Regions from separate parts of the Homo sapiens genome. Here region 2 is linked to region 1. A link is a loop called in an ENCODE intact Hi-C map of the cell type or tissue named here. Cell type or tissue: Panc1. All regions are shown on one strand. Links, peaks and the distances in the headings refer to the core of each region. The heading gives the core; the rest is flanking DNA. Region 1 has its middle 570 kb from the start of ARL4A. Region 2 overlaps C7orf78 (chromosome 7 open reading frame 78).

The links. Hi-C counts contacts between places; a loop is a spot of excess contacts. Peaks named below come from ENCODE experiments on the same cell type or tissue, not always from the same donor. Only the 100,000 strongest peaks of a DNase experiment are listed, where the experiment ranks them.
Region 2: it touches region 1 in a loop (6-fold over the local background); 87 of 110 quality-filtered maps call a loop at or near these places.

The regions. Positions count from the first base shown.
Region 1 is chr7:13,253,338-13,269,978 of GRCh38, forward strand. No RefSeq gene overlaps it. Among named protein-coding and RNA genes, the nearest start is that of ARL4A, 570 kb to the left of the region's middle. In Panc1, for the core only: CTCF peaks have their summits at 9,785 (motif pointing left) and 9,991; a DNase peak (open chromatin) is centred at 9,795.
Region 2 is chr7:12,506,122-12,522,762 of GRCh38, forward strand. All of the region lies in intron 1 of C7orf78 (chromosome 7 open reading frame 78), which reads left to right. Among named protein-coding and RNA genes, the nearest start is that of C7orf78, 10 kb to the left of the region's middle. RefSeq lists an enhancer at 13,080-13,179. In Panc1, for the core only: CTCF peaks have their summits at 13,232 and 13,431; a DNase peak (open chromatin) is centred at 13,220; H3K27me3 peaks cover 525 bases.

The DNA.
Region 1 (16,641 bases), core at 5,337-13,336:
TAGCATATCCATACAATGGAATACTATTTAGTAGTAAAAATGAACGAACTACAATGGCAGAGATGAATCTCAAAATAATTATGCTGGGGCTTTGAAGAAAAAAATATAATTATGCTGAACGAAAAAATTTCAAAAAAAGTTGCAGGGTGATTAATATGTTTATTATCTTTATCATTTTGGTGATTTTATGGGTGTACACACCTACTTAAAATAGTACACCTTAAAGATCTCAAAAAATTGTAATATTTGCCCATTATTGCTCATTAAAACTGTTCAAAAATCATGGCTCTGGATTTGATAGGACTAAGACCCTGCCAGATGACCTCACCTGGCCATAGTACCTATAGTAACTACCTGTAGACAGTAAAGAGTAGAACAATAAAATATAAATCTGGCAGGAACTTCACCCCATAATCTTTCTATCCTGTGAAACAGAAACATGAAACAGGGAAAAATTATGAATGCTAAGAAAGAGAAAAGGAGATGCTAAAAAAGGAGAAATCTAGGATGGAAAAAAACCCAGGGAGAGTATCTCTAAAATCTTTCTATCTCCTTCTCTGACTGATTGCTAAAGGAGGCATGGATGGAACAAACTCAAAGCCGCTCAGCCAAAACTAAAATATTTAAGCTTAGACTGAAGATGCCACACGAATAATCCTGGAGAGTGAACAGCAGCGGATAGCCCATGTTAGAATGCACATTCATTTGAAGGAGGGTAGACGGAGAACGTCCAAAAGGAATCTCTAAACCGGGTATCCATATCTCTGCACATGCACAAAACAGAATGCAGGGAGCCTAAATTAAGACAAAAAGTTAGACCAGGGAATGGTGCTGCGGCACAACCTACTCCAGAAAACTACCCGATATCACGGAGAAGCAGCAGTCACCACAGAAAAATAACAAGAGTCCACAATCTCCACAGTTGATCCAGATTACCTGACATAGAAAACATCAAAAACATAAAAAAAGGACAACATTTTCAAGTAAAGATATCAACTAAGTCTGACCTTGATATGAAACCAATATTGAAACTAGCAGACTCTGATGGCCAATTATATGTATTAATTCAGCTAGGCCACATATGGGATGCCCAAATATCTTTTTAGACACTTTTTTTTTTTTTCCGGGAGGGTCTATGAGGATGTTTCTGGAAAGGATCAGCATTTGAATTGAACTGAGTAAAGCAAATTGCCCTCCCCAGTGTGGGTGGGCATCAGCTAATCTATTGAGGGCCTGAATAGCATACAAAGGTAGAGGAAGATTGAATTCACTCTGCCTGACTGCAGAGCTTAGACACTGATATTCTCCTGATAGTCTCCTGTCCTCAGTGCTCCTGGTTTGCAGGCTCAGTTTCAGACCAGATTCTATACCATCAGCTCCCCAGCCATTGGGCCTTTCAACTGTTCCATTTGCTTTTCTGGGTTTCTAGCCTGAAGATGGCTGATTGTGGGACTTCTCACTCTCCATAGTCAAGTGAGTCAATAACGTATGATAAATCTCCTTGTATATATATATATATTTGACCCTTCAACAATATGGATTTGAACTGAATGAATATACCTGCACAGATTTTTTTTTCAATAAATATATTGGAAAAATTTTGGAGATTTGTGACAATTTGAAAAAACTCACAGATGAGCTGTGGAGTCTAGAAATCTCAAAAGAATTAAGAAAAAGTTAAGTATATCATGAATGCATAAAATATATGTAGATATTTGTCTGTTTTATCATTTACTACCATAAAACATACATAAATCCATTATTTAAAAATTACCCCCACAAACACTTACAGACCATACACAGTGACATTCACAGTCAAGAGTAATGTAAACAAATGTAAAGATGCAGTATTAAATCATAACTGCATAGATTAGCTATAGTAAATACTATATTACTGTAATAATTTCACAGCCACCTCCCATTGCTATTGCCCTGAGCTCAAGTGTCGGGAGTATCTACTTAAAATGCCCTGTGATGCTAAACACTTGTGCGGAGCAGTTTGTCTCTTCAGTAAATTGCGTGTCACAGTAAAAAGTTATCTCTCATGGCTATTGCCTGTTTTTCATCGTGTTTAGTGTAATACCATAAACCTTAAATAACACCATGGGACTCATATGAAGTGCCACTAGTGTTGCTGGAAGTGCTCCCAAGAAGCAGAGAAAATGACATTAAAAAACAAGTTGAATTACTTGATATGTACCCTAGATAGGTCTGCAGCTGCAGTTTCCCACCATTTTAGGCAATTCATCTTGTAAACAAATTATGTAAACTTAGATATCAATAAATACAGTACAGCATTGTAAGTGTATTTTCTCTTCCTTATGACTTTCTTAATATTGTTTTCTCAGCTTAATGTAAGAAGACAGTGTAGAATACATATAACATATAAAATATGTGTTCTTCAACCATGTTATCAGTAAGGCTTCTGGATAATACTAGGCTATTAGTAGTTGCATTTTTGGGGAGTCAAGTTACACAAAGATTTTTGCCTTTTTGGGGGGTAAGCTCTGGGGTTAAGGAGTAAGGTGGGTTGGTGCCCCTAACCCCAACTTTTTCAGGAGTCAGCTCAACAAAGTTTACAGAATTAGAAGTGCTAAAATTATATTATTAGTCCTACTTTCCTTATTTTATTTTATTTTGTCATCAATAACACTAGCATTCATTCAAACCCTAAAAGGTTTCTAAATAATTGTTTATCTGGAGCCACAACTGAGAATAATGCCTTAGCATTTTACTTCCTCATATCCCCCTTCTCATATTTGTGTTTTTTCTTCCTTTTACTTCTGTACTAGTATTTCTTATACTCACTCACCATTCATATTTTAAAAGATACTTTTATAACTGTAATTAATACCTGTGACTTCTTGGTATATAAGTAGTAAGAAAATTAAATGTTGTTTGCTTTAATCATTCACAATCAAATTGCTTAAAACTAATAAGAAAATCATGGAAAAACTGGGATGACCATCTAAATTAAGCCTCCAAGTCTCCTGAAGGAGTCATGAAGAAACATGTACATACATTTAAAAACTAATTTTTGACGTTTAAGAAATGAAAGCTCTGGTCGGGCATGGTGGCTCACGCCTGTAATCCCAGCACTTTGGGAGGCCAAGGTGGGTGGATCACGAGTTGAGGAGTTCGAGCCAAGGCAGGCGGATCACGAGTTCAGGAGTTTGAGAACAGCCTGGCCAACATAGTGAAACCCCATCTCTACTAAAAATACAAAAATTAGCCCAGTGTGGTGGCAGCTGCCTTTAGTCCCAGCTACTTGGGAGGCTGAGGCAGGAGAATTGCTTGAACCCAGAAGGCGAAGGTTGCAGTGAGCCAAGAGCATGCCATTTCATACCAGCCTGGGTTACAGTGAGACTCCGTCTCAAAAAAAAAAAAAGAAAAAAGGAAAACAGAAATGAAAGTTCTGGATAGTTTATTAATATATTTAAGGAAAACTAATGCTGCAGTTTTATTTTGCCTTGTAGGTCCAGTAATAAAAAGATAATAATAAAGGTTGCATAAGATAATCTAATATTTTTCTATAGCACTCCCTTTGATTGGGCAACAGATTTTGATTTGACTTGTACACACACACACACACACACCTGTAAACATGTGCTGTTTATGGGTGGTTAGCTATATATGTAACTTTATAGTTATATGTACCTAATTGTACATTTAAAAAAATTTTAATTAAGAAAGCATTATGTGCTAGATTATGATAATTTTTTAAAGTGCTGTATTTATATTTTTTTCTCAGTGTGTATATATTTTACTTTTTAAATATCAGTAATATGGTAAAATATGTTAGCTTATGTCTCCATTTTCCCTAGGACTTTATAACTGTATATCCTTAAAGATAAGTATTGATTAGCACAAAGAAAGTCCTGGGTACATATTAATGTATAGCATTATATATGGATACCGTTGATATTCTATGTATCAATTAATATATTAATGCATTGTATAGATTTGTTCTTTGGAATGTTGCATTTCTCTATAGCTAACTTTCTCAAATGTGGACCCAGTGTTCGTTTTCTGTATGTGAACCAAATAAATGTATATTTATTGTTTTGTATGTTAACTTTCTTTATGGCTGCACTTTCACAAATATTTTCATAGCCATCTCTGCTTCTGGGAGACTTTCAAGAACATAATCAGGAACCAAAATCAATCATAATGGGATTATTATTTTCTATTATAATTAAATGTTAAATAGAGATATCTAATTGTATCCTCCTAGTTAATTGCATTTATTATTTTTTTTAAATTTATCATAAGCTTCTCTATACTTAATAGTCACCTTGTGTCCTAGAAAAATTAATGTTTATTTTGCTTCTCAAGGAAACAATTAAGGTACTAGAAGAAAATAATCCCCAAATATTCTTCGGAGGCTTAAAAGATCTTTACAGTGTTCTCTCCTGAATACAAAACAGCATCCATATCCCTTCAAGTACATTCCACAGTCTCTTCTCCAATTAGTTTTTCTTCAATCCGGCTGTGTGGTTTTGTGGAATGTTAGTAAAATACCCTATTTCTAAGCGTGTGTGACTCAGTGCGCCTGAAGTGGTGAATGTAGTCCTATGAGAAACACGTGGCTTCTTCTCTGGCACTCTCCTGATTAACCCCTAATATATCCATGTCTCCCCACTTCATAAAATAACAGCATTACCTTACATTCGTACAGTTACCTTACCAAGCATTATTATATCCCTGTCTCATTAAAGCCAAAAACAATTTGAGGTAAAGGTATTATTACTTTCATTGTTACATGACTAAATTGAAATGTAAGGAGGTGTTTAACTTCCCTTAGGTAAAGTAGGCAACTAGTGAATAGCCACACAGGTGCTGGAGGCCTGTGTCCTCATTTGATTTTCCATAGGACCAAGTAACTTGGCTTTGGTATGGGGACATTTTGGGCGGGGCTGTGCCTTTCTTTCTACACCCACATTTATTTGACATTTTCCTTTTTGCAAAGGCAATTAAATAAATGCAAAAGAAATCAAAGTCAACTCCATATTCAAATTATACTTGTGTATTTTAATCAGTTTAAGAAAACATGCAGCCAGTTTGTAAATAAGGAATATCAATCAGATCTTTATAGAGTCATGCTAGTAGAAAATATAGAATTTGTATAAACTATTTGAAGATGTGAGAAGGCATCTCATCACAAACTCACAGCTGACACTATGTCATTTAACTCATTTTCTCCATGTTAGTGTGTCAAATTGTCAGAAATATATCGATGCCTGTAACTTCAATAAGCATAAGACATTGCATAATAATTTGTTAGCAGGGGACAGGAAAGCAAGCAAGCAAGCAAAATGGTATGTGAAAGTTGCCACTTTAATATATGTTTCCAAAATTATCTAGATTTCAATTGTATATTAAACAAAGTGTTGCTTAACAATAAGATGGATACATCTTAAAAATCCCATATACACAAACGTAAAGTATTACTTAACATAAACAAATATATAAATGGTAAGAGTATTAGGCACCCTCAACCAAGACTCTAAAATTACCCATAGAGAATCTTTACCTTCTTCTCTCCTGTGGTATCAAGATTTTCTGAACCATTTGTATTGATCTCCTCCATAAGTGACTGTCCATGTGCAATATTAAGGCACTCATTGTCAAATCTCGAAATAAGAGTCTTGAGAAGCACAGCCCCTAAAGACATATCTCAATGTACTTTTCCAATAAAAAAATGTGTTGAGTATTTCAGCCCCATGAAGAAACATAAATGTATATCATTGTGTTCTCTACCATATTCATATAATACTATGCCTTTTTTTTTTTTTTAAGACAGAATCTTGCTGTTTTGCCCAGGCTGGAGTGAAGTGGCGTGATCTTGGCTCACTGCAACCTCCGCCTCCCGGGTTCAAGTGACTCTCCTGCCTCAGCCTCCCAAATAGCTGGGATTACTGGCACCTGCCACCATGCCTGGCTAATTTTTGTATTTTTAGTAGAGATGGGGTTTTGCCATATTGGCCATGCTGGTCTCGAACTCCTGACCTCAGGTGATCCACCTCCCTCAGCCTCCCAAAGTGCTAGGATTACAGGCGTGAGCCACTGCACCCGGCCAATACTATGCCATTTCAACTGAAAAAGTGGTAGATACGGTTGAAAAGAAACAAGTGAAAGACAAAAGTGGAAGAGTTAGAAAGCAGATGGTATCATCAGCCTCACCAGTGGTGTTAAACATGATGTTTCCTTTATTAAACAATGTAGATGGTTTCCTGTCCCTTCTTCACTTTCAAGGAGCCTACTGCATCAGCTAGTTAGCGTTGGCTGTCTTGATTGGGTATATCTATTATAATTAAATGTTAAATAGAGACATCTAATTGTATCCTCCTAGTTAATTGCATTTATTATTATTTTAAAAATTTATCATAAGCTTCTCTATACTTAATAGTCACCTTGTGCCCTGAAAAAATAATGTTTATTTTGCTTCTCAAAGAAGCAAATTATATTATTATTATCTGCATTATAATATTAACTGTTATTTTACCTGCTTATAATTTAGTAAATTATAAGCAACTAAATTATACGCAAGTAAAATAAGTTAATATTATAATGCAGATAAAAGTCCAAGTATCACAAAGATGATACTAGAAAGCAGACAATGGAAATTAGAATGAAGAGCAGTAGAGCTGTCATTCACTCATGACTAAATTTGTCCATGTTATCTGGTAATGTCTGTGTAGTGTGATGGCCAGTAGATACTGTTTGTGCCCAGCCCAGTTTCCTTTCCCAGGCTAGTGAAGTCTTGGGAGTACTGTAGCTGCTGTGAGCCTTGTCTGCTCATGGTTCACAGCTTCACTTTTGTAGGTGAATTCACTCAGCTGACTAGAGGCTCAGAGACTCCTGTGGAGTTGTGCAGATCCCTTGGGGATAGAACATAGTCAGTGACCTAACTGAGGGAACAAATTTATGGGTACTTTCCCTTCACAATTCCCTGTGAGATCAGGTTGAAATAGATTTTATTTAGTTGCTTCCCCTACCCTGTTGTTCTTCATTTGCTTCCTTACAGGTTTCTCCTAAGAGCACTCCCTCAGTCAAACATTCCTTGCACAAGAATCTGTCTCAGGCTCTGCTTCTAGGGAACTTGTCTTATGACAGTGGCCTGTGACAGCCCTTGTTACATACAATAGGACCAAACAATTCTTTATAATGGCAGATATATGTTAACTAAAAGTCTAAATAGAGAGTTTACAGAATTTCCGATTCCAGATAAGTTCTGGAGATCTGTTGTACAATATCATGACTATACTTAATAGTAATGTTTATACACTTGAAAACTGGAAAAAGAGGAGATCTTAAATGTTCTCAGAATAAGTGTATGAAGTGATGGATATGATAATTAGCTTCATTTAATCATTCCACAATATGTAAAATATCATGTTGTATACCATAAACATATACAGTTTCTATTTGTTAGTTTAAAAAAAAGAAGAGAAAAAAAAAGAGCTTGTATAAGTTCCAAGTGTGCTTGGGCCACATGTGCCTAGAACCTAGAAATGCATTGTTTAGTAAAGGTACTTGCCTGGCACTCATATTGCCATATTCATTTCTAAGTTACACCTCCCATTTCACTGGTAATTTCTATATAGGTGCTGCATAAATGCCTGCTGCTCACTAAGGAGAAACACTTTCTAAATAAAACCGTGTGTGTGGAGTGCCAACAATTATAATCTTTCTCATGCCTGTCATTTGAGCAGAACTGCTCAGAGTGGTATGGCTCTAATTTGTTTTCAGAATATTAGATTTTAAAATTTCAGATTCTGGTATAATGTTGAGAAGTATGATATGTACAATATGATATTTGTACCTTTTACTCTGGCTCTAATTTGTTTTATGTTAAGAGAATAATTTTTAACAGATGCAGTTTATACTTAGCTATCAATGGTGAAAGTTCTGATTTTCAAAATATATCCGAACTTACCCGAGCTAGTTCTTTTCTGACAATGGTGGGAGATCCTCTAGTTGCTAAAGCATTGTTCTGTACTTACTATCTATCTATCTATCTATCTATCTACCTACCTATCCATCCATCCATCCATCCATCCATCCATCTATCTAGACAGAGTTTTGCTCTTGTTGCTCAGGCTGGACTGCAGTGGCGGGATCTCAGCTCACTGCAACCTCTGCCTCCCGGGTTCAAGCGATTCTCCTCCCTCAGCCTCCTGTATCCCAGCCTGTAGCTGGGATTACAGGCGCATGGCACCACCCCCAGCTAATTTTATATTTTTAGTAGAGACGGGGTTTCACCATGTTGGCCAGGCTGGTCTCAAACTCCTGACCTCAGGTGATCCTCCCGCCTCGGCCTCCCAAAGTGCTGGGATTACAGACATGAGCCACCGGACTCAGCATTTTTTTTTTTTTTTTTTTTTGAGACAGAGTTTCGCTCCTATTGCCCAGGCTGGAGTGTGATGGTACTATCTCGGCTCACAGCATTCTCTGCCTCATGAGATCAAGCTATTCTCCTGCCTCAGCCTCCCAAGTAGCTGGGATTACAGTAGCCTGCCACTATGCCGAGCTAATTTTGTATTTTTAGTAGAAATGGGGTTTCACCATGTTGGTCAGGCTGGTCTCGAACTCTCGACTCTTTAAAAGTATTAGTTCATTTATTACTTAGAAAAAATGTTTAGGTTGGTTTTATTATTACCACGATTTTATAGATTGAAGTAATAATACAAGGGGGATCCAAAGTTAAAAAGAGTAAGCGATTTCTTCAAAGTCATGTCATTTCTAAGTGATGGGGCTGGAATCCAGTACCAGTCAGTCTGATTAGAGAGAAGGTACTTGTGACTCAAATGTCAGCTTTCTGCTCCTGGTAAAGCCTTTTCAGGAGAAGAGTCCCAAGCACGATGTTTTTTTATGTTTTACCCACACTTCCTGGCACAATGTAGTCCACAGCAAAAGATCAAAGAGGACTCCATTCAAGAAGAGGGGTCTGTGACTGAAATCACACTGCTGGTTGACTTTATCTTCTCCTGAGAATGCCCGCCCAGCAGCTTCCCTCAAGCAAAATTGATCTGAAAACTTTAGGCACCGAAGATAAGATTCTAATGGAGAAAATCTTGATTTAGATTTCCTTAGGCATGGAGATATTCTAGGCCCTGCAGCATTCGGAAGGACTGAGAAGTGACATTCACTGAGTTAACTCCCTTAAATGTGGGGCTACACAAAAATAGCCCTAAGAAAGGGACAAAACATATTTCAACCTTTCACAGATGAGGTTTAGAGAAATTAAATGTTTGCCCTGGATCCTGGAGCTAGTGAATGACAAAGGAGTTCTTTTCACAATTCTGGTCATGTCTCATTTGCAACCCTTGTTTTACTGGAATAATGTAGTATGTTCTGGTGACAGTAGGTTCTGCCTTGCTTCCTTGGGCATAATGAGATGTAGCCGGGAGAAATGAGGTTATTGATTCCATGGCCTTTTCAATAAGTCAAGATTTTGAGATACTTAATAGTAGTCCACACTAAATTAACATTCCTATGCTCTACTGACATTTTCTCTCAAGGAATCATCAGCACAGAGCTGTTACTAGTTCTCTCTCAATAAAACCTATTTCTCTTCCCCAAGGCTCCACAGTTTTTAGAAGAGAAAGATTCCTTGGACACTGTGTACTTATTAATGACAGTTCCTAAACATGTGAGAATAGCTGGAGGAGAGAACAACTGTACAGGAAAAATATAAATCTATTATTTCTCTATTCATTCATTCAGTTATTTTTGGTTTCTAGTAACAAGTGTCCTGACAGATTTCAGACCATTACCGTCTGTAGTGTTGTCCTGACACCTAGTGGGAGAATGAAAAACAAAAACGTTATTTTTAAAGAAGCATGTCTGCTATTATAATTTAGAAATTAAGTATACTTTATGCATTGAAACAAAGCAGTGTTTTGACCTAAATAAAAAGTAGATAAGCACAAAGCTGCGAGTACATAATGCACTCACTTCCTTATAGTATCTGTCCTTGTATGTTACAGTGATCAATTGCTGGCTAAATCCTTTTCTTCTGATCTATAAAATGTGTCCCACCCTAGATATGGTACTGTGAATACTAGAGACAACATATGTAAAATATATTATTTCAGCCAAAAACTACCTCCACTTTCTACTTACGAACTAAAAAGCAGTCAATTCTTCCTCTATTCCTTTTATTCATATTAGAGACCCATTAGAGGATAATCTCCATCCACGCTTTGTCCTTCGTCCATTCTTCTCTCTGTCCTATATCAATGACCTATTCTAATTTCTGGCTTCTCCCTATCAGGATTTAAATATGCACAACTCTCCAGCATCATAAAACATTGAAAAAATTGAAAACAACCACTATCAAAACAACTGTAGCAGAAAAGCACCCACCAATCAGCCAAAACCTTTAACTGCCAGGTCCAACCTCTTCTCTTTTCCCCTGCTTTTCCCTTTATCGTCAAGCTTCTTAAAAGAAGACCTACACTTACCTCCTCCACGTTCTCTATTCAGATGGATTTAATAACCCACCTCAGTCCATATTCAGATAAGAATCCACAGAAAATGCTTTGCCCCCCAACATTCCCCATTGGCTTCTTTGTTAGATAATCAGTGAACGCATTTTAATACTTATCTTGCATAACCACTGGGCAATATTTGAAATTCTTAGTCATTCTCTTTTTCTCCAGACATTCTTTAGTTTCCTAGAATCCATACTTTTCAGATTTTGTTCCTGCTTATCTTGGTACTCATTCTCAGCCTCCCTCTCTTGGTCGTATTCCATTACCCAACCCTTAAATGTTTTTGTCCCTTAGAAGTCTCATTGTGTCCATTTTTCTGCGCTGAGAACATTGTATTTGATAACTCCAATTTGTATCAATATATGCTGATGACTTCAAATTCCCAATTTCTGTCTAGATTTATATTTTTATATCCCAAGATCTACTCTTTGAGTAATGCAATTATTTAATGATAATGTCACTTGTTTTATGGAAGCCATTTCCCTGAACTCACACTAGATTAGGGACCCTCTTGTTTGCTTTCCAGTAGCACCATTTAAAAACCATTATCACAGTGACTCCTGTAACCATATTTTACGTTTTTAATATAATTTATTTTCCCTTTTAAACCTTACCTTTTATACATTATCACAATCTCTTGTATAGTAAGTCCTTCCTTAATGTTGTCAATAGATTCTTGGAAACTATGACTTTAAACAAAACAACTTACAGCAGGTTCTTAAATAACTTCATTTCCTTCAAGTCATTTTGTCATAATGTTGATGAGGAAAAAGATGGTTTTGTTATACATAATTTCTCTTAAAGCCAGTTTCCAAAAACCAACTGACAATGTTAAGTGAAGACTTTCTGTATGTATATGATTCAAACATTGTAGAGGCAGATAGAGTAAAATGTGAATTTTCTTTTGCTATCTCCCTACTTTCAGACACACACCTATATACACACAAGCACATACACACAGATACACACAAGGACAGCCTCTCTCCTTCTCAGAGGTAAGAGGTTTGCAGTACACTTTTTTTCCTTGTATTCGTTTTCTGTACATTTCCATAATACATGTCATTACATGTTAACATAGTTTGTTTCAACTATCGCATTTGTTGCTGCCTCTTGAGTAATTTTTACTTTTTTTAAAAACATGTATTACATACACCTTGCCAATGTAAGTAAATACTTCACCCCAAAAATTGCACCAGCTGCCAGGCATATCCGCTAAGTTTAGTGAAACCTTTCAGGCCTACAGAACTATAAATAATCAGCAAGGAGTACATTAAATTAACAGCTACTGTTTCCAATGATGCCTAGCTTACCGGCAGAAATTATACAGGTAATACGGAAGTATAATCAATATGCCAATGCTTTATATTGAAAGACTAAGTGTTTTACCAATGCATTTTCATACATATTATTTGATTTTAATAAAAATCCAGGGAAATATATAAGATGTCAGTGATGTGTAATTGTTCAAGAAACAACTGAGGTCAAATCGTATTTATTTCATTTTTCTTTTGGAGAGAACATCATCTTTGATGATAGAAGTAAATCATCTCCTAATATCAATACTGCTTTAAATTTATTGAGTCAATATGCTATATAGTTGTTAATTTCAGAAGTTTTAAAAATATCTGGCACTTTGCCAGAGTATAGACATGTCATTTTCATAGGTATATGGAATATTTAGACCACATAACAGGTACTAAATACATCCAAGTTTCTAACTTTTTGTTTCCCTTCGTATTCCTCAAAAAAACATGAATTTAAGTGAATGAAAATATCACAAGTAAAGAATTTTTAGGTTACAGAACTCTGTGTATTACCTGGCCACATACAATAGGAAATGCAACATTACACTTAGCTTATTATTGTAAATTTTATAAAACATTATATATATATATGCCATATAGTGTAAATCAAGATATTATAAAATACTGTATTTAGATTTTACATCCCTGTTCTACCTTCGGCAAATTACATAACTTCTTTAAGTCTCAGTGTGGCAGATGGAATTCTAAGATGGCTCCCCATGTTCCCTGGCCCCTACTTCTCCCACTTAAAGACTAATCTCAGTTTGCTGCAAAAGGATTTTTCAGATGTACTTAAGGTTCTGAGTCAGGTCAGCTTAAATTAGGCATATTATCTGAGTGGGCCTGCCATAACCACATGACCCTTTAATGGCAGAGAGCTCACTCTTGCTGGTAACAAGGGGAAATCAGAGATTCTAATAAAAGGAGAATTTGAGATGCCACTGCTAGCTTGAAAGAGGGATGGGGCCACATGGCAAGGAATTCAGATGGTCTGTAGGAGCTGGTAGAGCCCTGAGCTGTCAGGCAGCAAGAAGAAGAAAACTTCTGTCACTCAACCACAGGAACTGAATTCCTCCAACCAAAAAATGACCTTGGAAGCAGATTTTTCACTAAAGCCTTTGGATAAGGACTCAGTCAACATACCTTGAACAGAGAAACCAATCATTATACCATCAGACCTCTAACATACAAAACAAATAACATACAAATTAATAAATGTGTTTTAAACTTCAAAATAACCTATACATCTATGCATCTGTGACTCTCTATGATCATTTTTAAATGATGTCTTAGATAACTATCCAGAGAGAGAGAGAGGGATAGAGAGAGAGATGGAAAGGGATCCACCTGTTTCTATGAATACATATTTAGATTATTTCCTTTTTTTTCTGCAGTGAGCATCCTGGTACATAAATCTCTGTGTATGTTGGAATCATGATAGCTTTATAGGAACAATGCTAAGAATACATGAAGTTTGAATTTTGATTGATGCTGTCAATTTGCCTTTCCTGAAGTTTATGTTGCCGTTATTAATATTTTAAAAATATTCAAAGCAATAAATATTATAGACCTAATTTGTATTCTCCAGTTACTAATAAAGCTGAGAATATTTTCATATGTTTAAATATTATTTGCATTTAATTGTGATAACTTTCCAACTTTCTAAGATATTTGTCTTTTTTCAAAATGAAAGGTGATCTTTATATATTAATTATTTATCAACATATTTTGCAATTCATTTACAGATTATAAGCTTACTACTTACCAGACACTGTTGTTTGTACTTGAGATTTGGTGGTGAATGCTACAAATGAGTTCATTTCTTTCATTCATGCTTTTTAAATTTATTCTAGAGAGATGGGAAACACCATAATTTGATAAGTCTGATAGTGGTAACTGCTATGAAGAAAACAAAACAATATGATACAAGAGATATTGAGTGGTTAGAAAGGCTTTTTTGAAGAAGAGATATTTTAGCTCAGAATGAAATCGTAAGCAGGCAATAGGCAGGTGCCTGGTGAAACAGGGGGAACCATTTTGCAGGGAGACAGAAGAGTGTGGAAGGAAAAGGGAGCTCAGGTCTAAGATCTGAACACTTAGAGGTGGACACCACGAGGAAACCCAGAAAAGGGACTAAAAAGAAAGAGCCAGGCAAAGTGGAGAACCAGGAATATGACACAGAATCCACCGTGAAGAAAAACGACCTTCATTATTTTACAGAACTAAAAAAAGGGTGTTGGGGGTGGAAGGTGAGAAAATGGCTCATACCTATAATCTTAGCATTCTGGGAGGCCAAGGTGGGAGGATTACTCAATGCCAGGAATTTGAGACCAGCTTGGGCAACATAGGCAGACCCATCTCTCTTAAAAAAAAAAAAATTAAAATTAAAAATAGCCAGACATTGTGGTAGTCCCAACTACTTGGGCAGCTGAGGCAGGAGAATCCCTGTGCTAGGAGTTCAAGGATGCAGTGAGCTATTGATCATATCACTGCGCTCTAGCCTGGGTGACAGCTGAAACAACAACAACAACAACAACAACAACAACAAAAGACCATTTTTGTGGTTGGCCAGAATGGAGGTTCATTGCATTGGGAAGTAGAGTAAATTGTGATGGTGAGAAAGGACACAGTGACTATAGACAACACATGCCATGAAGGGAAACAGGAAGTAAGGTGGTAGCTATGGTTCGCTGAGGGGTATTGGAACATATTTAAGTGGAAACATCTGCTATAAAGTGATATAATGAAGTTGTAGAAGAAAAAAGGAATATTGACAAGAACCATATTGTTGGGATAACAAGAGAAATAGAGATATAGGGCATAAGAAAAATGCTTGTAGCCTTTGAGAGAATGGGAATGTTTATTTTAAGAGGAGCCTGACGCATGTAGAAAAGATGGTTGAATGAATTATAGGAGAATACGGAAATTTCATTTCACTGCCTCTAGTTTCTCAATGAAATCCATGAAGCAAGCCACAGCATAAAGGCAGTGAATGTGGGGGCAGCGTGGGAAAGAGTCATTATATATGAGAAGAAAAAAAGATGTGTAAAACTACCATTTTCCAAGAAAAGGGATTAAAAAACACCTGGACAGGCAGTGCATAGGACCAGTTTAAGATTTACCATTATCACAAAATGCCCTTTTCCCCTCGCACTTAAATTTTCCTTTGGTTGAGTACAGACTTAAGTTAAAATTGTTTTATCTCACAGCTTTAAATATAATTATTTTCTCACTCTTCTTGTGAGAAATCTCGTGTAAATCTGATTTTCATTCTTTTGGAGATAACCTTTCCTCTCATTTCTTAATTTTACTTCTCTGCAGCTTTTAACATTATCTTTATGCTTTCAAAATGATATGTCCAGATGTAAATCTATTGCTAAAATTCATCTTGTAAGTCACTTAGTTTGATAGAAGATATATATCTGTTTTCAGCTCTAGATAATTTTCTTTTAATATTTCTAACTTGCTATTTTCTTTCTTTACTCCGTAGACCTTGGAAGTTCTGAATCCATCATTTTTTTTAGTGGTAATTATTTTTTTTATTTTTGTTATTATTATTATTATACTTTAAGTTTTAGGGTACATGTGCACAATGTGCAGGTTTCTTACATACGTATACCTGTGCCATGTTGGTGTGCTACACCCATTAACTCGTCATTTAGCATTAGATATATCTCCTAAGGCTATCCCTCCCCCCTCCCCCCACCCCACAACCGTCCCTGGAGTGTGATGTTCCCCTTCCCGTGTCCATGTGTTCTCACTGTTCAATTCCCACCTATGAGTGAGAACATGCGGTGTTTGGTTCTTTGTCCTTGCGATAGTTTGCTGAGAATGATGGTTTCCGGTTTCATGCATGTCCCTACAAAGGACATGAACTCTTCCTTTTTTATGGCTGCATAGTATTCCATGGTGTATATGTGCCACATTTCCTTAATCCAGTCTATCGTTGTTGGACATTTGGGTTGGTTCCAAGTCTTTGCTGTTGTGAATAGTGCCGCAATAAACATACGTGTGCATGCGTCTTCATAGCAGCATCATTTATAATCCTTTGGGTAATACCCAGTAATGGGATGGCTGGGTCAAATGGTATTTCTAGTTCTAGATCCCTGAGGAATCGCCACACTGACTTCCACAATGGTTGAACTAGTTTACAGTCCCTTCAACAGTGTCAAAGTGTTCCTATTTCTCCACATCCTCTCCAGCACCTGTTGTTTCCTGACTTCTTAATGATCGCCATTCTAACTGGTGTGAGATGGTATCTCATTGTGGTTTTGATTTGCATTTCTCTGATGGCCAGTGATGATGAGCATTTTTTCATGTGTCTGTTGGCTGCATAAATGTCTTCTTTTGAGAAGTGTCTGTTCATATCCTTCACCCACTTTTTGATGGGGTTGTTTGTTTTTTTCTTGTAAATTTCTTTGAGTTCATTGTAGATTCTGGATATTAGCCCTTTGTCAGATGAGTAGGTTGCAAAAATTTTCTCCCATTTTGTAGGTTGCCCATTCACTCTGATGGTAGTTTCTTTTGCTGTGCAGAAGCTCTTTAGTTTAATCAGATCCCATTTGTCAATTTTGGCTTTTGTTGCCATTGCTTTTGGTGTTTTAGACATGAAGTCCTTGCCCATGCCTATGTCCTGAATGGTAATGCCTAGGTTTTCTTCTAGGGTTGTTACGGTTTTAGGTCTAACGTTTAAGTCTTTAATCCATCTTGAATTAATTTTTGTATAAGGTGTAAGGAAGGGATCCAGTTTCAGCTTTGTACATATGGCACGCCAGTTTTCCCAGCACCGTTTATTAAATAGGGAATCCTTTCCCCATTGCTTGTTTTTGTCAGGTTTG
Region 2 (16,641 bases), core at 8,406-16,405, 740 kb before region 1:
CATTAAAAAGTCAGGAAACAACAGATGCTGGAGAGGTTGTGGAAAAATAGGAATGCTTTTACACTGTTGGTGGGAGTGTAAATTAGTTCAACCATTGTGGAAGACAGCGTGGCGATTCCTCAAGGATCTAGAGCTAGAAATACCATTTGACCCAGTGATCCCATTACTGGATATATACCCAAAGGGTTATAAATCATGCTACTATAAAGACACATGCACACATATGTTTATTACGGCACTATTCACAATGCAAAGACTTGGAACCAACCCACTTGTCCATCAGTGATAGACTGGATAGAGAAAATGTGGCACATATACACCATGAAATACTATGCAGCCATAAAAAATGATGAGTTCGTGTCCTTTGCAGGGACATAGATGAAGGTGTAAACCATCATTCTCAGCAAACTATCACAAGGACAGAAAACCAGTCACTGCATGTTCTCACTCATACGTGGGAGTTCAACAATGAGAACACATGGACACAGGGTGGGGAACATCACACGCTGGGGCCTGTCATGGGGTGGGAGGCTGGGGGAGGGATAGCATTAGGAGAAATACCTAATGTAAATGTCGAGTTGATAGGTACAGCAAACCAACATGGCACATGTATACGTATGTAACAAACCTGCACATTGTGCACATGTACCCTAGAACTTAAAGTATAAAATAAAAAGGGACAGAGATGACTACTGCACTGAAAAAATACAGCAATTCCAAGTTTGTCAGGTTATCGTAGAAAAGTCTACAGTGTTGTATAACAAGTTTAAGAACATGTTTTTGGTTGGTGAAGGAGATTCCACAGTCACATAAAGTGCTGAATAAATCTCTTGCTGAACAAAGACAACATGAGGAAGCAAATAAAACCAAAGATTAAGGGCCAAAAAAAAGCTAGAAAAGGGCCGGGCGCGGTGTCACCCTGTAATCCCAGCACTTTGGGAGGCCGAGACGGGCGGATCAGGAGGTCAAGAGATCGAGATCATCCTGGCCAACATGGTGAAACCCTGTCTCTACTAAAAATACAAAAAAAAAAAAAAAAGCTGGGCATGGTGGCAGACAACTGTAGTCCCAGCTACTTGGGAGTCTGAGGCAGGAGAAATCACTTGAACCCAGGAGGCGGAGGTTGCAGTGAGCCAAGATCGTGCCACTGCACTCCAGCCTGGTGACAGAATGAGACTCCACCAAAAAAAAAAAAAAAAAAAAGGCTAGAAAAGGAATGGATACAAGCCAGTAATTAACCACAACACAATGGAGAGAGCAATGAAGAAAGCAGACAGCCATGAGGCCAGCACTAAGAAAAAGCCATCCAGTGATGAGAGAGAGAGACGGAAATATCTCTGATGGATTCTACATTAGATAGCAAGGTTGACATACCTGGAATGTAGAGAGCACTTGAGAAGTTTGTAAAGTTTTCATTTGACATATTTAGACTGCTGAAAGTTTTAAAATTTTTATAAGCGTAGGTTTTGATGTTGAAAACTTGTTTTTAGGGAGAAAATCCCTATATCTTTGTTTAAAGGTAATTAGACAGTATCACTAACTGTCCCTGTGCAGTAATAACAGCCTCATTATATAGTAAATGTGGGGCAAAATCCATTTGGAAAATGTTAAGCTGCATTTCCAGACAAGGTTGTAGTGTATTTTTAATTAGTGCATGTATGTTATGTGTAATTGCTAGTAGAACAAAGTTATATATTTAAAACTGTTACTTGTAGAAACCTTTCCAGTTTTCCCAAATACCATGGGTTTTGTGCATAGTTTATACAAATCTTTAATTTACCAGACCGTCTTTTCAGTTTGTGGGTTTTGTGGAAGTTAAGCATTTTTATGTTAGACAAAATGTTACAAAAAGTACTCACTCTCTTCTTTTATCAAAAGTTAATTTTAATCTCAGTCTACATCATGCTACGTTCTCCGGCTTCTTTGAAATAATGTGTGGTCTGTAAGCCTTTTTATATGACAACTATTAAAAGATAACCAACTGACATGAACTGACTGAGAATTCTAAGTATAAAACTCTTGTTAATTTTTGAGGGTCATTTAGTTTTGTGACAGGGCATTCGGTAAAGTCTTGTGACTTCCCTGCAGACAACAGGCTGAGTATATATAGGAATGAATCTGGCTTTAGGGCTCAGTCATTTGAGATCTTTTATAGGCAGCCACAAGTAACTAAAACTGAAAACTAAATATGCTTATTTTTGAGAAATGGCTCAAGTTTCTAAGTTTTTTTTAAAAAGTTGTACTCATTAAGGAAGTCACTAGATAACATTTCATTGGAAAAAAAATCAGTCCATGATGCTTATGTGGTAAATATGAGAAAATGCTATGTAAGGAAACTAACCTATTTGAAAACATGGTTATATTAGAAGAAAAATTTTATTTTCATTTCTATATCATACACATGGAAGAATTGCAAAAATACAAACATGAGTTGCTCCAATGTACTTTGATAGTTTGTATATTGGCATGTATGGACTAAATCAGGGTGAAACCAATGTTAACACAAAATTTAAGGGTACGTTAACTAAAGCAGGGGCCTCCAACCCAAACCAGGCCACACAACAGGAGGTGAACAGAGGGCCAGAGAGCAAAGCTTCACCTGTATTTACAGCCACTCCCCATTGTTTACATTACCATCTGAGCTCTGCTTCCTGTCAGATCAGTGGTGGCATTAGAGTCTTATAGGAGCGTGAACCCTATTGTGAACTGCACATGTGCTCCTTATGAGAATCAAATGCCTGATGATCTGTCACTGTCTCCCATCACCCCCAGATGGGACAGTCTGGTTGAAGGAAAACAAGCTCAAGGCTCCCACCAATTCTACATTATGGTGACTTGTATAATTATTTCATTATACATTGCAATGTAATAATAATAGAAATAAAGTGCACAGTAAGTGTAATGCATTTGAATCATTCTGAAACCATCTCCCCATCCTTCCTCAGTCTGTGGAAAAGTTGTCTCCCACGAGATCACTCACTGGTGCCAAAAAGATTGGGGACTGCTGAACTAAAGGATGGTATTTCTAAGATATTTTGAATATTAGGTCATTTAATACTTTTCAATATGTAGGATATTTACCATGTTTGGAACTATATGAATGTGGGAAAATGACTTAAGACTAATGTTTAGGTGTGACATTGTATGGCTTGACCCTCTAGGATAATTGCTTTTCTCTACAGATTAGAATGTTTGAATTATTTCAGTAATTAGGTTTTTGCTTTGGAAAGATCTTACGATAGAACTAGGAGTTACTGCTTTGAGAGAACCTGTGTATGTACTGGTCATTATCCATTTGGTCCTTAATACAATTTTAACTTGTACAGATTTATTCTAATTAACCCATAAGGGTCAACATGTAAACTTGTTTTAATTAAATATACTAAATATTGTTGCTAAGTATAGTCAACCTAATCTGCTATGAAACATTAGAATTTATTTCTTCCATCCTACAGTATGTTTTTACCCATTAACCAATTTATTCTCATAACCCCCTCTCACCAACTCACTCTTCCCAGTCTCTGATATTCATCATTCTATTCTCTATGTCCATGTGATCAAGTTTTTTAACTCCCACGTATGAGTGAGAACATGCAGTGTTTGCCTTTCTGTGGCCGGCTTATTTTGCTTAACATAATGACTTCTATCTCCATCCATGTTACTGCAAAAGATCAGGATTTCAGCCAGGTGCAGTGGCTCATGCCTGTAATCCCAGTACTTTGGGAGGCCAAGGCAGGTGGATCACCTGAGATCAGGACAAAAATTAGCCGGGCGTGGTGGCGGGTGCCTGTAATCCCAGCTACTTTGGAGGCTGAGGCATGAGAATCACTTGAACCCGGGAGGCAGAGGTTGCAGTGAGCTGAGACCACGCCATTGCACTCCAGCCTGGGCAACAAGGCCAAAACTCCATCTCAAGGAAAAAAAAAAAAAAAAGACAGGATTTCATTCTTTATTTTATGGTTGACGGGTATTCTATTATGTGTATATATACTTTTTTTAATCCAGTGTTCAATTGGTGGATACAGCTTGATTTTATATCTTTGCTAATTTTGGGAGGGTGGGGGGGTTTCTTGAGACAGGATCCTACTCTGTCACCCAGGCTGGATCACGATCCAGCAGTGGCAGGATCATGGCTCACTGCAGCCCCAAACTCCCCAGACTCAGGAGATCTTCCTACCTCAGCCTCCCAAGTAGCTGGGGTGACAGGCACATGCCACCATGCCTGGCTAATTTCTGTACTTTTTGAAGAGACAGGGTCTCACCATGTTGCCCAGGATTGTCTCAAACTTCTTTTCCTTTGGAAAAATATTCCACAGTGGGATTTCTGGATATTATGGTAGTTCTGTTTTTACTTTTTTGAGAAATCTCCATACTGTAGTGAGAATGTACTAATTTACATTCTCACCAACAGTGTATACATAGTTTCCTTTTTTCTATACTCTTGCCAGCATATGTTATTTTTTGTCCTGGATAATAGCCATTCTAACTGTGGTGGTTTTGATTTGCATTTCTATGTGATTAGTGATTTAGAGCAATTTTTCATATATCTGTTGGTCTTTTGTATGCCTTCTTTTGAGATCTGTTTATTCTTGTGCTTTGTCCACTTTTTAATAGGATTGTTTGGGGTTTTTGCTGCTGAGTTGTTTAAGTTCCTTGTATATGTTGGATATTAGCTTTCTGTTGGATGATTAGTTTGCACATATTCTCTTCTATTCTGTAGATTATCCCATCACTCTTGTTTATTTTGCTGTGCAGAGCCTTTTAGTTGAACATTGTCCCATTTGTCTATTTTTGTTTTTGTTAGTTATGCTTTTGAGGTTTTAGCCATAAAATCTTTGCCTAAACCAATGTCCTGAGGAGCTTTCCCTGTGTTTTTTGTAGTAGTTTTATAATTTCAGGTTTTATGTTAAAGTCTTTAATCCATCTGGAGTTGATTTTTGCATATGGTGAGAAATAGGGTTCCAGTTTCATTCTCCTGCCTGTGGTTATCCAGTTTTCCAACTATGTATTGAAGAGGGTTTTTGTTCCCCAATGTAGGTTCTTGGTGGCTTTGAGGAAGATAAGTTAGCTGTAAATATGTGGGTTTATTTCTGGATTCTCTATTCTGTACCTGTGGTATATGCATCAATTTTTATACCAATACCATGCTATTTTGATTACTCTAGATTTGTAATATGTTTTGAAGATAGGTAGTGTGATGTTTACAACTTTGTCCTTTTTGCTCAGTATTACTTTGGCAATTTGGGATCTTTTATGGTTATGAAAGATTGTTTTTCTATTTCTGTGAAAAATGTCATTGGTATTATGATAGGGATTCCATTGACTTTGTAGATTGCTTTGGCTAGTGTGGTCATTTTAATGATATTGATTCTTCTAATCCATAAGCATGGGATGTTTTTCCATTTGTGTCATCTACAATTTCTTTCATCAGTGTTTTGTAGCTTTCCTTATAGAGATCTTTCACCTCGTTAGCTCAATTTATTCTTAGGTATTTCTTTGTAGCTATAGAAAATAAAATTGCCTTCTTGATTGCTTTTTTGGCTATTTCATTATTGGTGTATAGAAACACTACTAATTTTGTATGTTTATTTTGTGTCTTGTAACTGAATTTGGTTTTTTTGGGTTTTTGTTTTTTGTTTTTTGTTTTTAAGATGGAGTCTTGCTCTGTCGCCCAGGCTGGAGTGCAGTGGCACGATCTCAGCTCACTGCAAGCTCTGCTTCCCGGGTTCACACCATTCTCCTGCCTCAGCCTCCCGAGTAGCTGGGACTACAGGCGCCCACCACCACACCTGGCTAATTTTTTTTTTTTTTTTTTTTTTTTTTTTTTGTATTTTCAGTAGAGACGGGGTTTCACCGTGTTAGCCAGGATGGTCTCGATCTCCTGACTTCATGATCCACCCTCCTTGGCCTCCCAAAGTGCTGGGATTACAGGCGTGAGCCACCACGCCTGGCCTGAATTTGTTTATTAGTTCTAAGAGTTTTTTTAGTGGAGACTTTTGGTTTTTCTAAATGTAAATATAAAATAGAATTTGACTTTCACTTTTCCAACTTAGATGTGCTTTATTTCTTTGTGATTTCTCTGGCTAAGACTTCCAGTATTTTGTTGAATCATAGTGGTGAAAGTGGGTATTTTTGCCTTGTTACACTTCTTAGAGAAGAGACTTTCAGCTTTTCCCCATTTAGTATCATGTTAGCTGTGGGTTTGTCATATATGGCTTTTATTATATTGAGATATGTTCCTTCAATGCTTAGCTTATTGAGAGTTTTTATCATAAAGTGGTGTGGAATTTTATCAAATTCTTTTTCTGCATCTGTTGAGATGATCAAATCAATTTTGTCCTTCATTCTGTTGATGTGATGTATTATGTTTACTGACTTCCACATGTTGAACCATCTTTTCAGCCCTGGTATAAATCACACCTTATCATGGTGTATATCTTTTTGATGTGCAGTTGGATTTGATTTGCTAGCATTTTGTTGCAGATTTTTGCACCTCTGTTCATCAGGAATATTGGACTACTGTAGTTTTCTTATTTTCTTGTATCCTTTCCTGGCTTTTGTATCAGAGTAATGCTGATCTTGTAGAATGAGTTAGTTTTCTTCAATTTTTTGGAATAGTTTGAGGATGATTAGTATTAGTTCTTTACATGTTTAGTACAGTTTAGCAGTGAATCCATCAGTCTTTGTATTTTCTTTGCTGAGAGCCTTCTTATTACAGATTCCACATTACTACTTATTAGTCTGTTCAGGTTTTCTATTCTTCCTGATTTAATTTTAGTCGGTTGTATGCCTCCAGGAATTTTTCCATTTCCTCTTGGTTTTTCACTTTATATGCATATAGTTGTTAATAATAGTCTCTGATGATCGTTTATATTTCTCTGGCATCAGTTGTAAGTCTCCTTTTTAATTTCTGATTTTGTTTCTTAGAGTCTTTTTTATTCTTGGTTATTCTATCTAGTGGTTCATCGATTTTATCTATCTTTTCAAAAACTCAGCCTTGTATTTCATTGATTCTCTGTATTTCTTTTAGTTTTTATTTCATTTAGTTCTGCTCTTACCTTTTTTCTTTCTTTCTTTCTTTTTCTTTCTTTCTTCTGTCTTTCTCTCTTTCTTTCCTTCTTTCTTTTTTTGTTGCTATTTTTGGGTTTGGTTTCTTGTTGCTTTTCTAGTTCTTCCAGGTACAGCCTTAAGTTGTTTATTTAAAATCTTTGTTTTTTTGGTTGTCGTTGCTGCTGTTGTTGCTCTTGTTTTTATGTAGCTGTTTGTGCTACAAAGTTCCAGTCAAGTACTTCTTTTGCTGTATCCCACAGCTTTTGGTATGTGGTATTTTCATTTGCATTTGTATCAAGAAATTTTTAAATTAAAAAAATTTTCTTCTTTGACTCATTTGTTGTTCAGTAGAATTTTGTTTAGTTTCCATGTATTTGTATGGTTTTTGGAGTTCCCCTGGTATTTATTTCTAGTTTTATTCCACTGTGGTTGAGAAAATACTTAATATAACTTCAGTTTTAAAATTTGTTATGACATCTTTTGTGGTTTAACATGTGGCCCATTTTGAAGACTGTTCCAAGTGCTGATAAGAAGAATGCCTATTCTGGGCCGGGCGCGGTGGCTCATGCCTGTAATCCCAGCACTTTGGGAGGCCGAGGCGGGTGGATCACGACGTCAGGAGATTGAGACCATCCTGGCTTACACGGTGAAACCCCGTCTCTACTAAAAATACAAAAAATTAGCTGGGCGTGGTGGTGGGTGCCTGTAGTCCCAGCTACTAGGGAGGCTGAAGCAGGAGAATGGTGTAAACCCAGGAGGCGGAGCTTGCAGTGAGCTGAGATCACGCCACTGCACTCCAGCCTGGGCAACAGAGCGAGACTCCGTCTCAAAAGAAAAAAGAAAAAAAAAGTAAAATGCCTATTCTGTAGTTGTTGGAGAAAATGTTCTGTAAATGCCTGTTAGGTTCATTTAAATTCAATGTTTCTTTACTGATTTTCTGTCCACATGATCTGTCTAATGCTCAGAGTGGGGTGTTCAAGTATCCCACTATTATTATATTGGAATCTATGTCTCTCTTTAGATTTAGTAAAATTTGCTTTATAGATCTGGGTGCTCCAGTGTTGGGTGCACATATACCTAGAATTGTTATGTTCTCTTGCTGAACTAATTCCCCTTTACCATTATATAACAATATTCTTTATCTTTTATTTTTACTGTTTTTAACTTAGTCTGTTTTATCTGATATAAGTACAGCTACTCTTCTTTGCTTTTTTTTTAATAGAATATCTTTTCCCATACCTGTATTTTCCATGTATGTCTTTACAGATAAGTTGAGTTTCTTGTAAGCAGAATATAGTTGAATCATGTTTTTGTGTCTGTTCAGCCAGTGTAAATCTTTTAAGTGGAGATTTTAATTCATTTACTTTCAAGGTTATTATTGATTTTTGAAGTTTTCTTTCTGTCATATTGTTCATTGTTTTCTGGCTGTTTTATATATTCTTTACTTGTTCTTTTTTCTTTTATTATTTGCCCATAGGGTCTTGTAGTTTTCTGTTGTGGTACTATTTGACTCCTTTCTCTTCCTCGTTTGTGTGTTTGCTTTACCAGTGATTTTACACTTACTTATGTTTTCATGATGATGACTGATCCTTTCCCTTTCAAGTTTAGGACTCCCTTGAGCATTTTTTGTAGAACCAGTCTAGTGATGATGAATTCCCTCAAAATTTGCTTCTCTGGGAAAGACTTTATTTATCCTGTATGAAGGATAATTTTCTTAGATATAGTATCCATAGGTGATAGGATTTTTTCTTTTAGCACTCTGAACACATCATCCCATTCCTTCCTTTCCTGTAAGGTTTCTGATGAGAAATCTGCTCTTAGTCTGATGGAGGTAACTTTATAGGTAACTAGAAGCTTTTCTCTTGTTGTTTTTATAAACTTGTCTTTAGACAGTTTAACTACAATGTGCTGTCTCCATTTGGAGATCACTGTGCCTTCGCTAACACTATGTCTTCATGTCAATATGGTTTGGCTGTGTCCTCACCCAAATCTCATCTTGAATTGTACTCCCATAATTCCCATGTGTTGTGTGAGGGACCCAGTGGGAGATAATTTGAATCACAGAGGCAGTTTCCCCCATACTATTCTCGTGATAGTGAATAAGTCTCACGAGATATGATGGTTTTATCAGGAGTTTCTGCTTTTGCATCTTCCTCATTTTCTCTTGCCATTGCCATGTAAAAAGTGCCTTTCACCTCCCACCATAATTCTGAGGCCTCCCCAGCCATGTGGAACTGTAAGTCCAATTAAACCTCATTTTCTTCCCAGTCTCAGATATGTCTTTATCAGCAGTGTGAAAATGGACCAATACACTAAATTGGTATCAGAAGAGTGGGGTGTTGCTGAAAAGATACCTGAAAATGTGGAAACAATTTTGGAATTGGGTAACAGGCAGAGGCTGGAACGGTTTGGAGGGTTTCGAAGAAGGCAGGAAAATGTGTGAAAGTTTGGAAATTCCTAGAGACTTGTTGAATGGCTTTGATCAAAAGCCTGATAGTGATATGGACAATAAGGTCCAGACTGAGGTGGTCTCAGATGGAGATGAGGAACTTGTTGGGAACTGGAGCAAAGGTGACTCTTGTTTTGTTTTAGCAAAGAGACGGGTGGCATTTTGCTCCTGCCCTAGAGATTTGTGGAATTTTGAACTTTAGAGAGAAGATTTAGGGTATCTGGCAGAAGAAATTTCTAAGCAGCCAAGCATTTAAGATGTGACTTCGATGCTGTTAAAGGCATTCAGTTTTATAAGGGAAGCAGAGCATAAAAGTTCAGAAAATTTGCAGCCTGACAATGTGATAGAAAAGAAAAACCCATTTTCTGAGGAGAAATTCAACCTGGCTGCAGAAATTTACATAAGTAACAAGGAGCCAAATGTTAATTCCCAAGAGAATGGGGAAAATGTCTCTAGGGTATGTCAGATGTCTTCACAGCAGACCCTCCCATCACAGGCCCAGAGACCTAAGAGAAAATGGTTTTGTGGGCCAGGCCCAGGGTCTCTGTACTACGTGCAGCCTAGGGACTTGGTGCCCTATGTCCCAGATGCTCCAGCCCTGGCTGTAAGGGGCCAATGTAGAGCTTGGGCAATGGCTTCAGAGGGTGCAAGCCCCAAGCCTTGGCAGCTTTCATATGGTGTTGAACCTGCGAGTGCACAGAAGTCAAGAACTGGGGTTTGGGAACCTCCACCTAGATTTCAGAAGATGTGTGAAAATGCATGAATGCCCAAGCAGAAGTTTGCTGCAGGAGCGGGGCACTCATGGAGAACCTCTGCTAGGACAGTGCAGAAGGGTAATGTGCTGTGGGAGGCCCCACACAGAGTCCCCACTGGGGCATGGCCTACTAGAGCTATGAGAAGAGTGATACCATCCTCCAGATCCCAGAATGGTAGATCCACTGACAGCTTGCACCATGTGCCTGGAAAAGCCACAGACACTCAATGCCAGCCCGTGAAAGCAGCTGGGAGGAAAGCTGTACCCTGCAAAGCCACAGGGGAGGAGCTGCCTAACACCATGGGAACCCACCTCTTGCATCAGCATGACCTGGATGTGAGACCTGGAGTCAAAGGAGATCATTTTGGGGCTTTAAAATTTGACTGCCCAGATGGATTTCAGACTTGCATGGGCCCTGTAACCCCTTTGTTTTGGCCACTTTCTCCCATTTGGAACTGCTGTATTTACCAAATACCTGTACCCCCATTGTATCAAGGAAGTAACTAGCTTGCTTTTGATTTTACAGGCTCATAGGCGGAAGGGAGTTGCCTTGTCTCAGATGAGACTTTGGACTGTAGACTTTTGGGTTTAATGCTGAAATGAGTTAAGACTTTGGGAGATTGTTGGGAAGGCATGATTGGTTTTGAAATGTGAGGACATGAGATTTGGAGGGGCCAGGGGTGGAATGACATAGTTTAACTGTGTCCCCACCCAAATCTCATCTTGAATTGTACTCCCATAATTCCCATGTGTTATGGGAGGGACTCGGTGGAAGATAATTTGAATCATGGGTGCAGTTTCCCCGATACTGTTTTTGTGGTAGTGAATAAGTCTCACAAGATCTGGTGGTTTTATCAGGGGTGTCCGCTTTTGCATCTTTCTCATTTTCTCTTGCCACCGCCATGTAAGAAGTGCCTTTCACCTCCCACCATGATTCTGAGGCCTCCCCAGCCATGAGGAACTGTAAGTCCAATTAAACCTCTTTTTCTTCTCAGTCTCAAGTATGTTTTTATCGGCAGCATGAAAACAGATTAATATGATGTCTAAATCTCTTGCTAGACTTTGGAACTTTTCAGCTATTATTCTGCTAAATAGGTTTTTGAACACTTTTGTCCTCTCCTCACCTTCTGAGATAACAAAAATTCATATATCATTTGCTTTATAGTGTCCCATATGTTATGAATGCTTCATTCATTCTTTTTTATTCTTTGTTTTTTCATTTTTGTCTGACTGGGTTATTTCAAAAGACCTGTCTTCAAGTTCTGAGATTCTTTCTTCTGCTTAATCTATTGTTGGAGCTTTCAAATATATTTTGTAGTTCATTAAATGAACTCTTCAGTTCTAGAATTTCCATTTGCTCTTTTTTATCATATTTTTCTCTTTGGTAAATTTCTCATTCATATCCTGAATTATTTTTTCTGATTTCTTTGTATTGTTTTTCAGCATTCTCCTGTATCTTGCTGAGCTCCTTTAAAATCAGTATTTTGAATTCTTTTTCTGGGATTTTGTGAAATTTTTTTGATTGGGATCTGTTGCTGGAGAATTATTTTATTCCTTTGGGGGTGTCATATTTCTTGCTCTTTCATGTTTTCTGTGTCCCTACATATCTATGCATCTATGTCTTCTTTGAATTTTTTGAATTTTCTTTTGAGTTTAGGGCTTTTTCCTAAAAATTTATCTATGATGTTTGTTGGGGCCATTTGGCTTTGATTCTGAATGTGTGCAGTAGTGTAGTCTCTATATGATTTCTTTGCCTACAAACAATGTTAGTGGTATCTGTGATTTCCTCAGTGGCTTAGGGTCATTAGTGGAGGCTATGGTGGAGATTTTCTGGGAAAAGGGATTGCAGGTAGGTCAGTCTTCAGGCCCAAGTGGTTGCAGCAGTAGGCTGAGTATACCTGTCCTTTAGCCCCCTGGGTGGTGTATGCTGGCACTGGTGTTAGTTGTCCAGTTGAGCCAATTATCAGGCCTCCACATGTCTTGCCCAGATGCTGGTAATGGCAGTGGTGAGCCAGGTGGGTGTACTGGTTTTCAGCCCCATGTGCAGACAGCATGGTGTGGGCCATGGCAGTAGCAGTGGTAAGATGACTGTCTTATTCCTGAGCAGTGCTCACTGGTGTTGGCAGTGGCTGTGATTGGCTGAGCAGACCCCTCCCCGAGCTCCTAGATGGCACATGTGAGTGTGTGTTTGTGCTGTTGGCAGCAAGGTGAGTGGGCCCATCTTCAGGTTCCTAGGGGGATAAAATAGATGGTATAGGTGGTGGAATAGATAGAATAATCACCAAGTCCTTGGGTGGTGTGCTCAGGCTTGGAGGTGTGGTGCCAATTTGGGAGTGTCTGTCCTCAGGCGCCTGATGGTGTGCAGGGGGATAGGCTGTAGTAGGCAGGTTGAGACAGTCTGTGATGGTTGGTGTGGATACCTGACCTTAGGGCTTGTACTAGAAAGCATAGTGGCCCTGCTGTTTGTATGGGTAGGTTGCTATCAGCAGTCTCCTACAAGCAGCTCTCAGGCTCTGGGAAGTGAATATTTAATCTCTGGCAGCAGCAGTGACTGCAGTGGTGAGTGTGAGGAGCCTGATTTGAGGATGTGCACTAGAGTACAGAACCCGTGCTGCTGGTATGGGCTGGATTGGCACAGGGAGTCTCCAGTTCTAGGTTGCACTTGTTTCAGCTCCCTGCTGCAGTAGTGGCTTCAGCACTGTGCAGAAGATGGAGATGAGGATCCCACCCTCTATTGGTAGCCAGAGCACATGACCATACTGCAGGGGGACAGGGTCACCACCCACAACCCAAACATGTAGCTCTCAGACTTATTTGCTCTTGGAGGCAGCAGCTGCAACAGCACCATGCAGAAGTGAGAAAGAACCCCACCCTCTGTGAGTGAGCTTTAACACAGGCCACACTGCTAATGGGGACATGGTTGCAACTCACAGCCCCAGACAAGCAGCCCTCTCTTGCCCATCCAGCCCCTAGTGGCAGCAAGAGCAGCTGCAGCTGCAGTGAAATGCAGAGAAGGAAAGAGATCCCATTCTCTATACATAAATCCTAGCACAGAGTCCACTCTGCCAGCAGGGTTGTGGTCACTCCTTCCAGCTCCAGTCAGACAGCTCTCAGACCCGCTTGCCTTGGCTCCCAGTGGCAACAACTGCTATGGCACTGTGCACATGTAGAGGGAAAGATCCCACTCTCTCACTGTGAACCCAAGTACAATATGTGACACAGTTAGAGGTGGAGTCACTTATCAAAGCCCCAGAAAGAAAGCTCATCAGCTCTGGAAAGCATGTAATTTGGCTTCCTTTGTGCCCAGTGGCCACCTCCTTGGTGTGCTGCACCATTTTTTTTCCCCAGGGAGTAGTACTCTGTTGGACTAAAGTACTGGGGACCCCAAGCATCTTTGGGCTCAGCCAATGCTGTGCCTCCGTAGCCCTCTGGGTGGACACCAGGGGATATAAACAGAGGTTCCCAGGATGTGGAGATGGGACAGCTGTTGTTCCCAGAGCAGGATGCAGAATGGTGATGGCTAGGCTCTCACAGTGGTGCCATGCTGTAGCCACTTAGATCTCAGGAGTGTGTGTGACCCAGTGCATTTTCTATCTGGTACAATGCCCTCATTGGGTCTCCAGATGAACACCCACACTAGTCTTAGGGTTAATGTGGGTACAGGAGCTCTCCAATGGTTGGGATTGCAGCAGTCCACAGTGAGGATGTAAGCCAATGAGGGTATCCCACTTACCCTTTCTCTGCAAAAAGGAGCCCCTATGGGCTCACAGCCAATCTTGGCCAAGCTAACCCCTTGCTTTCTTCCCCTTCTGTGTCTCAGATATTTCTCTTTTGGACTCCGGTGTTCTCTACTAGATGTTTTATCTGAAATGTGATTATCTATTTGGTTAAGTTTTGTTTCTTCTGTCTGGAGAAGGCAAGTGCCCGATGCCTCTAGTCAGCATCTTGAAGCTGTCTCTACATTCAAGATATTTCTAATTTATTGATGCGGATATTTATTGCTGTAAACTTCCTTCTTAGAACTGCTTTTGCTGTATCCCATAGGTTTTGGTGTGTTGTATTTCCATTTTCATTTGTTTCAATAAATTTTTAAATTTTTTCTTTGCCTCATTTGTTATTCAAGAGCGTGTTGCTTAATTTCCATGTATTTGTATAGTTTCCAAAGTTCTTTCTGTTATTGATTTCTAGTTTTATTCCACTGTAGTCAGAAAAGATACTTTCTATGTTTTTAATCCTTTTTAATTTGTTTAGACTTGCTTTGTGGCCTAACTTATGATCTATCCTGGAGACGGTTACATTTGCGAATGAGAAGAACATACATTGTTAGTTACTGGGTGGAATGTTCTGTAAACGTCTGTTAGGTTTATTTGCTCTAGAATGCAGTTTAACTTTGATACTTCTTCATGGATTTTGTCTAGAAGTTCTGTTTATTTCTAAAAGTGGAGTTTTGAGGTCCCTTACTATTATTGTATTGCTGTCTATCTCTCCCTTTAGATCAAATAATATTTGTTTTATATATTTGGGTGCTGGATGCACATATATTTGCTATTGTTATATCTTCTTCCTTAATATACTTCTTAATCATTATGTAATGGCCTTCTTTGTCTCTTTTTACATTTTTTTATTTGAAGTCTATTTTATCTGAAATAAGTATAGTTACTTCTGTTTAGCTTTGGTTTCCATTTGTATGGAACATCATTTTCTATCCCTTCATTTTCAGTCTATGTGTGTCTTTACAGGTGAAGTGAGGTTCTTGTAGGTAGCAAATAATTGAGTCCTTTTTTAATCCATTCAGTCAATCTACGTTTTTTAATTGGGGAAATTAACTTGTTTACCCTGAAAGTTATTGTTAACACTTGAAGACATACTCTCTGATTTTGTTAATTGTTTTCTGGTTGTTTTGTATATATTATTTTTTCTTTCTTCCCTTCTCATTGTTTATCTTTGTGGCTTGGTTGTTTTCTGTAGTGATAAACTTTGATTCCTTTCTCTTTTTCATTTGTGTATCTACTGTCATTTTTTTCTTTCTGATTAGTATGGGGCTTACATTTTATTGAAATCTACCCATTATATGACCTTCTTTCATAAACTGTTTCTTCTCCTTTATTCCTTATTTTGGTTAATAAACTGCAATATATGTGAAACAAAGCTCAAGATATTAGATTTGCTAAGTAGCTCATAAGAACAACCTCCCTTTCTCATCTTCATGCTACATCTTTGTTTAGGTTTTTTATCATGTCACCTAAATCGTTGCTATGTTGGGTTTGGGCTTTTTTTTTTTTTTTTGGCTTAGCTTTCATTTTTTATTTTGAGGCCACCCTCCATACTGCTATCACACTGATCTTTCTGAAATACAAATAACTTGCTAACCATTTTCCTGTTCAAAATATTTTATTTGTTCCCTTTTCCCTCTTGGATGAATTTAAAACTTCTTAGTGTGGCATAAAAGACTTTTAATACTATAACTCCAATTTTTCTAGTTTTTCCTATCATATCATTTTTCACTGTCTCCTCACAGAGAAGCTATGCTCCTTTTACATGCTTCTTGTTTTTCTCTCAATATGGCATAGCCCTTTATAAAATAAAAATATTTATAAGAGTATTTGGAAAACAATCCATCACTGCAAAATATTACAAATTTTTGAAAATGGACATTTTCAACATATATGAAGAGTAGTTTCCTTTCATTCATAGTAGTTTCCCTTCACTTGCAACTTTAGCATATTGAAAATTAACATTTAGAATTTTGATGATCCTCTATTTTGATTTTATTATGAAACAACACAAAATTCTAGCACAAGAGAAGGAAATTCATCCTCACCTCAGGTCCTTATTTCCCAGGAACCAGCATTGTTGTACTATTTCTACTTCACCAAATATATTCTGATTGGTAATTAGCCTTTCCAAGGAGATTCTGAATTCATTGAATCATCCAGTAACATATTGATAATGTCATTAAATCTGAGAAGTGTAATAATGATTTCCATGTCACTGGTTAGCTGGTCAGCAAAAAAGCAAATGCATGATTCTCATCTATAAGTTTCAATAGCAGTAATTACAATGTACTCATGATGGTTTAGGCAGCCATAGATATCCTAGAAATAGGCAATGACAAATTTCACATACTTTCTACTTCTAGGTCAAATGTTATTGCCTTCCTTTACCACCTGGAATGTTTCTACTTACCTCTCAAGATCGATCCAAATAACAGCTTTTGACATCATGTCTATTTTCTTGATAAAGCTAGCTGACCAATCTCCTTGCTTCTCATAATACTTGCAATATCTATCCTATTACACAGGTTTTATTTTTGGCTTTTATGTTTGTCTTTTAAGTAGGTTACTTAAGGACATGGATTTTACATCAATCATTTAAAAAATTACCAGCC